2 separate regions of the Homo sapiens genome follow, and region 1 is linked to region 2. Evidence: chromatin contacts called from ENCODE Hi-C or POLR2A ChIA-PET data. All regions are on one chromosome and are shown on one strand. The core of a region is the stretch at or near the end of the contact, and the rest is flanking DNA. Distances in the headings are between cores, read along the strand shown. Region 1 overlaps CRLF3 (cytokine receptor like factor 3). Region 2 holds the start of TEFM (transcription elongation factor, mitochondrial).

Region 1 (3,377 bases), core at 557-3,056, 97 kb before region 2:
GAAAGTTTAAAGTATAAGAAAAATCCACCAAGAAAGAACATATCAAAATATGAATAAAGGACAATATTTCAACAGTTAATATAGAGATTTAAAAACTTTCTATTTATTCTCTAAATTCTCTCTAAATTTAAAAAGCAGAATACAATATTGTTTCCCAGCAATGTTCACGACCATGTAAAAACAAAAAATGCCCATGCCCAAGGACTAAAACAGAAAAAGAGCAGTATCATTTACTGGGTGGGCAGACCATAGAAACAATTTTCTTTCCTTTTTTTTTTTTTTTTTTTTTTTTTTTTTTTTGACACAGAGTTTCACTCTTGTGGCCCAGACTGGAGTGCAGTGGCGCAATCTCGGCTCACTGCAACCTCTGCCTTCTGGGTTCAAGAGATTCTCCTGCCTTAGTCTCCTGAGTAGCTGAGATTACAGGCGCATGCCACCACGCCTGGCTAATTTTTGTATTTTTAGTAGAGACAAAGTTTCGCCAAGCTGGTCTTGAACTCCTGATCTCCGGTGATCCACCCACCTTAGCCTCCCAAAGTGCTGGGATAAGGCGTGAGCCACCTCATCCAGCCCTTTTCTCTCCATTTGACATTAACGCAGTTATAATAATATTTATGCAGTTAGTAAAATAATTCTTTAAATCACAAAGAGAAATCCTAAATTAATTGTTAACTAATTTCTGTATTTACCAAAGAATTTCTGTGAAATAAATCCAAGTAAAAATTTTAAAAAGAAAGAAAGGCCATAAACCCAAATTGCACTTGATTCAGCTCACCATTCAACTATGAGATCTTTGCAAACTGGGCCCTCATCTACATAGCATCTGGTAAACAAATGCTGTTGAGTGAAAACGCAGTTAATCATGTGTGTTTCAAAGAACTTTCTAAAAGAACCAAAGAGAGAATACCTTATGATTTTAACACAACCCCTGGGATACTGTTAGAAATTCAGAATCTCAGGCCCCACCCAGAACTGCTAAATCAGAACATGAATTTTTTTTCTTTCCTCCTCCTCCCCTAGAACCTATATTTTTTTTTTTTTTTTTTTTTTTTTTGGAGATGGAGTTTTGCTCTTGTTACCCAGGCTGCAGTGCAATGGAGCAATCTTGGCTCACTGCAACCTCCACCTCCCGGGTTCAAGTGATTCTCCTGTCTCAGCCTCCTGAGTAGCTGGGATTACAGGCGCATGCCACCATGCCTGGCTAATTTTTGTATTTTTAGTAGAGATGGGGTTTCATCATATTGGTCAGGCTGGTCTCGAACTCCTGACCTCAGGTGATCCTTCTGCCTCAGCCTCCCAAAGTGCTGGAATTACAGGCGTGAGCCAACGCGCCCAGCCAAACCTGTATATATATATATTTTTTTTTTGAGTCTTGCTCTGTCGCCCAGGCTGGAGTGCAGTGGCGCCAACTCGGCTCACTGCAACCTCCGCCTCCCAGGTTCAAGCAGTTCTCCTGCCTCAGCCCCCCTAGTAGCTGGGATTACAGGCATGCGCCACCAAGCCCAGCTAATTTTTTTGTATTTTTAGTAGAGACGGGGTTTCACCATTTTGGCCAGGCTGGTCGCGAACTCCTGACCTTGTGATCTGCCCGCCTCAGCCTCCCAAGGTGCTGGGATTACAGGCATGAGCCACCGCACCCGGCCAAATCTGTATTTTTAACAGGACCCTCAGTTGCTTTGTATACATATTACAGATACCAGAATAAGTGAAGACCTTGTGTCAGAACGCTGTAATACATTTCGAATGGCCAAGAGGAAATTCTGCAGTTGAGCACTGTGCCTCTGAGGTCCTGTCTTGCTCTTTAGCGGATATAGCATACACAGGAAGTGCATTGGTTAGGTAAAGTCAATTTCCTCTTCAGAAAGAATTCAAAAGCTCCTTCAGCTGTTGCAGAGCCTACGTTTTGTTTTTGTTTCAGAACCTCAGAAAAAAGGAAGTAAGTGAACACAAAACAGACAGAGGGCTAAAAAAATGAGACTCAATTTCCAAATTCACCTCCTGTACTCTCATTGTAAATTTGGTCCCTTTTGCTCATAGAATCCCAACCACTGCCATTTGAAACTTGATACCACCATGGGATCATTTTCTTTTCCTTGAAATATTTCATGATTTAAAGCCTAGTCACCTTTAATCCAATCATGTAACTAATCAAGTTCATTTGCTTGACTTTATGAAACTAATTTAAAAATGCAGCTCCACTGCTGAGTGAATTTCTTCATATTTGATGTGGTACCAATGGTTCCATGCGTTCACTGTTAACTCAATAAATCTTCACAATGCACTTTCAGAAAGTGAGGACCAAAGAAGAGAAAGAAGACAACTTACCCAAGGCTTCGCAGTGCCAGAAACAGTCTAACTCCAAAGACTATGCTCTTTCATTACACCATGCTGTTTTGTACTTACAGGACACTTTTTTTTTGAGACAGGTTCTCACTTGGTCGTCCAGGCTGGAGAGCAGTGGTACAATCACAACTCACTGCGGCCTCGAACTCCTGGGCTCAGGTGATTCTCCCACCTTAGCCTCCCAGGTAGCTGGGACCACAGGCATGTGTCACTACACCCAGCTATATTTTGTATTTTTTGTCGAGACGGATTTTCATCATGTGGCCCAGGCTGGTCTCGAACTCCTGGACTCAAGCAATCCTCCTGCCTCGGCCTCTCAAAGTGCTGAGATTACAAGTGTGAGCCACCGCGCTCGGCCATAGAACACTATTTTAAAAGAGCTCCCAGATAAATCTGTAAATTATGTATTGGCTAAAGACACTTCTTGGTATAACACGTAGTATTTCCTGTCCCTGTGTAAAGAATTGTGTGGTGGACAACCAATCAGCTTCAAATGCTACCTAGTCATTCAAGGCAAAAACAACTGTGGTGATTTGTAACAAAATAGATTTAAGAATACAAATGACAGACAAGATTTCAAACAGGAAACTGTAATATACATTGTTTATGTTGATCAATAATATTTTGAAATAATCTGCCACTAAAACCTTTAATGTAACAGACCATTAAAACTTACAAAGTTTTGGCCTGAGCACATTGGCTCATGCCTGTAATCCCAGCACTTTGGGAGGCCCAGGCAGGTGGATCACAAGATCAGGTGGTCAGGAGTTCGAGACCAGCCTGGCCAACATGGTGAAACCCCGTCTCTACTAAAAATGCAAAAATTACCCAAGCGTAGTGGTGCACGCCTGTAGTCCCAGCTACTGGGCTGAGGCAGGAGAATCACTTGAACCCGGGAAGCGGAGGTTGCAGTGAGCTAAGATAGTGCCATCGCACTCCAGCCTGGGCAATAGAGCAAGACTCCACCTCAAAAAAAAATAATAAATAAATAATAAAAAACAAAACTTACAAAGTTTCCACTACAGCTGAATATA
Region 2 (3,371 bases), core at 777-3,276:
TCATTAAACTCTCTAAATTCTGAAATGGCCCAAAGTTTTCTCTGTGCTCTACGATATTGATGGACCTTCTTCCACGAAGCAATCGGAAAGCTTCAAGTTCTTTAGTAGATGCTGTATTCAACACATGCAAGATGGAAGCCTGCTGTTCTGAAGAGAAGAGCTTGTCAAGTGCATTTTCGGGCTCCTTTGCATTTTCATCACAAAAAGTAACATTGGGAGTAATTTTCTTAGGTGTAGTGGATTTTTTCCGACAGCAGAAATTATGTAAGGCCCAGTACAGGGATGACCTCGACGGGGTCAGAAAGCATCTCCACCTCTCTAAAAGGAAAATTTAGCAAAATATAAGTTGGATGTCCTACTTCCTTTGGGGTTAGTTGCAAGCTTGACTAGATCCTTTGCAAAGTCACAAATACTTTCCTGGAATTTAAGAACTAATAGAGGACAATATTAAATTGTCTTGGAGAATCATCTTTTTTTTTTTTTTTTGAGACGGAGTCTTGCTCTGTTGCCCAGGCTGGAGTGCAGTGGCCGATCTCGGCTCACTGCAAGCTCCGCCTCCCAGGTTCACGCCATTCTCCTGCCTCAGCCTCCCAGGTGGCTGGGACTACAGGCGCCTGCCACCACGCCCGGCTAATTTTTTGTATATTTAGTAGAGACGGGGTTTCACAGTGTTAGCCAGGATGGTCTCCATCTCCTGACCTCGTGATCCGCCCACCTCAGCCTCCCAAAGTGCTGGGATTACAGGCGTGAGCCACTGTGCCCGGCCCGAGAATCATCTTTAAAAGAGGATTAGTTTTTAAACTATATTATATAGAGTTTTAAATAGAGCTTTTGTTGTTTTCAAGTCACGAGAGATGTCTCCCGATATTTATGGATCAGTCCGAAGTTTTACTACCTAGAAAATTGTATTTTATACCCATCAGGAAGCAAGTAGTTGAAATAATTATTCCAACTGCTTAAAGTTTCTGATATTTTTAATTTAGAGGAATCTTTTTGTAACTAATATTTCCTGTTAAGGTTTGTCTTAGGCCGGGCGCGGTGACTCACGCTTATAATCCCAGCACTTTGGGAGGCCGAGGTGGGCGGATCACCTGAGGTCGGGAGTTCGAGACCAGCCTGACCAACATGGAGAAACCCTGTCTCTACTAATAATACAAAATTAGCCGGGCGTGGTGGCACATGCCTGTAATCCCAGCTACTCGGGAGGCTGAGGCAGGAGAATCGCTTGAGCCCGGAAGGCGGAGGTTGCGGTGAGCCGAGATCGCACCATTGCACTCCAGTCTCGGCAACAAGAGCGAAACTCCGTCTCAAAAAAAAAAAAAAAAGGGTTTTGTCTTCACTTCCATTTTCACATTTTAGTATCTCATCTGGTGGAACTAAATAAAATTAAATTTTGTACGTTTATAAGAAATGTTTCAGCTAAGTGATAGATTTAAGGGCAGTTTTACTTTCTTCCGTACACTTTTCAAGACTTCTACATGACGTTTTTGCAAGTATGAGAAACACCATACAATGCATAACTTTGTAAAACCAGTGGGAAGTCACTCTAACATCGCAGCCACAGGAAAGTAATGTGGCCAGAGGTAAGCAAGCGGCTGTGAGAATGTGAACCATCCGCCCACTCTGAGGAGCCACCCGTGGACCCTGAGGCCGGGGAAGCACAAATGTTCCGAAAACTGCCCCGTCAGCTAGGCTGGGGCCCCAAGAGAGGGGCCTGAACAAGGGACATGAGGAAGGAAACACTCTAGGACATGAGGGACATGAGGAAGGAAACACTCCAGGTTCCTCCAGAATACCTCCAGCCGTATTCCATTAGCCTCTAGGGTCAGAGGCTAATGACAGACGGGAAATCACCCCAGTGTTCCAAGCACCCTACCTCCCGCCGTATTCCATTAGCCTCTAGGGTCAGAGGCTAATGACAGACGGGAAATCACCCCAGTGTTCCAAGCACCCTACCTCCCGCCGTGAAGAGGACAGACCCGCTCATCTCCAAGTTGAATCAGTAGGTCCAGTCTTCCTCCATTGACTTCCGGTTCCTGCGTGCTGCGCCCAAAAGCGCTCGGCCTGCACTCGGCGGAAAGGTTGTTGTCCAAGCGGCGTTCCGGGGCAAGGCCCGAGGTGTGTCCCGCTGAGCAGTGGGTCGTCCGCGTCTGGGCTGCGGGCTTCCAGGCGGGCGCCTGCCGAGGCCCTGTCCCCGGATCCCGAGTCCCTGGCTGGCCCGCAGTCTTCTTCCACTGCACCGGGGAAACGTTCTTGCCCCTACCGACTCCTGAGAGCCGCTGGGCCGAATCTCCAGGAAGGCGATTCCGAGGCCAGTTTTAGTCTGTAGTGGGTAAAGTGCCTCCTTCGTGGAGACTCCCTGGGTTTCTCCTAGACACTTAGATTGAGGAGCTCCTGTTGGGGCCCAGCCTGTGGCGCCGGGAGCGGGATCAGGTAGGGGCAGCGTAGACAAGGTCCTCAAATAACCTTTTCACCAGGTAGACTGGAATAACGGGGAGAGATGCGAAGTGTTTGAGGAGCTCAGCGGGGAAACAGGGCAGGCAAGGGATTAGGTAAAGGCGAGGGAGGAGGAGATTGCGTTGGCGCTGGAGCGGTATTCCTCTTAGAAGGGATAAAGGGAGATGAATGTAGCGCCGAATTTAGTTGGTCCTTGAATAATGGGTGGAGCAGTTGAATACTCCACCAGATAGGAAGCCTGAAGTCCCCGAGGTTTATGATTTGCAGTCAGACTGGAGAGTGTTCCTAGAAAATTGGCCATATACTGTATAGCGAATGTGAGGCTGGATTGCAGGTGAAGAGCCTGGGAGCAATGAGAAGTCGCGAAGAGAGTGTATCTTCCCAGGTGAGAGGCAAGCGTAAGGAATTTTTTTTTTAACAGTCTTGCTCTGTCGCCCAGGTTGGAGTGCAGTGGTGCGATCTGGACTCACTGCAAACTCCGCCTCCCGATTTCAAGTGATTCTCGTGCCTCAGCCTCCCGAGTAGCTGAGATTACAGGCGAGCGCCACTACGCCCGGCTAATTTTTGTATTTTTAGTAGAGACAGGTGTCACCATGTTGGCCAGGCTGGTCTCGAACTCCTGACCTCAGGTGATCCGCCCGACTCGGCCTCCCAAAGTGCTGGGATTACAGGCGTGGGCCACTGCGCCTGGCCAACCGTAAGGAATTGAACCTAGGAGATGTAAGGAGAGTGGAAAGAAAAGAATTATTTCTGGAAGATGGGGAGCCAGTTTTGTGAAAAACGGGGAATTCAGGAGGGAGGGAAAGGTGATGAGTTTGCGTTTTTATGAGGCAGCAATGGGTTGATTGTTTGTGTCTGGAAGGCAGTGGGGATGTAGGGGAATCATAAGTATTAATAAAATGTGCTGGTCGGGA

The links. A loop is a pair of places that touch in the nucleus more often than their neighbours do. ChIA-PET counts read pairs that join two places held with the same protein, here RNA polymerase II (POLR2A). Pooled maps may share reads with other maps.
Region 1: a map of B cell shows a loop between it and region 2 (12-fold over the local background). The contact joins the enhancer-like site here to the promoter of TEFM in region 2. A Hi-C loop is called at or near these places in 1 of 168 maps with a recorded cell type or tissue (B cell) and 7 of 50 pooled maps. POLR2A ChIA-PET finds 5 or more read pairs at or near these places in 6 of 52 experiments (B cell, HEK293, K562 and 2 more).

Annotation. Positions count from the first base shown.
Region 1 is chr17:30,807,250-30,810,626 of GRCh38, forward strand. The region is part of intron 1 of CRLF3 (cytokine receptor like factor 3); the gene reads right to left. Among named protein-coding and RNA genes, the nearest start is that of CRLF3, 16 kb to the right of the region's middle. Within about 2 kb of position 1,807, at least 8 of the 41 ENCODE cell types and tissues checked have a DNase peak (open chromatin) inside an H3K27ac peak, as active enhancers do; they include B cell, where a contact is called at or near this core.
Region 2 is chr17:30,904,212-30,907,582 of GRCh38, forward strand. It overlaps TEFM (transcription elongation factor, mitochondrial), which reads right to left and starts at 2,027. Exons shown (of 4, transcript NM_024683.4): 1 at 1,957-2,027; 2 at 1-318. The coding sequence starts at 1,987. RefSeq lists enhancers at 2,517-2,786, 2,765-3,371.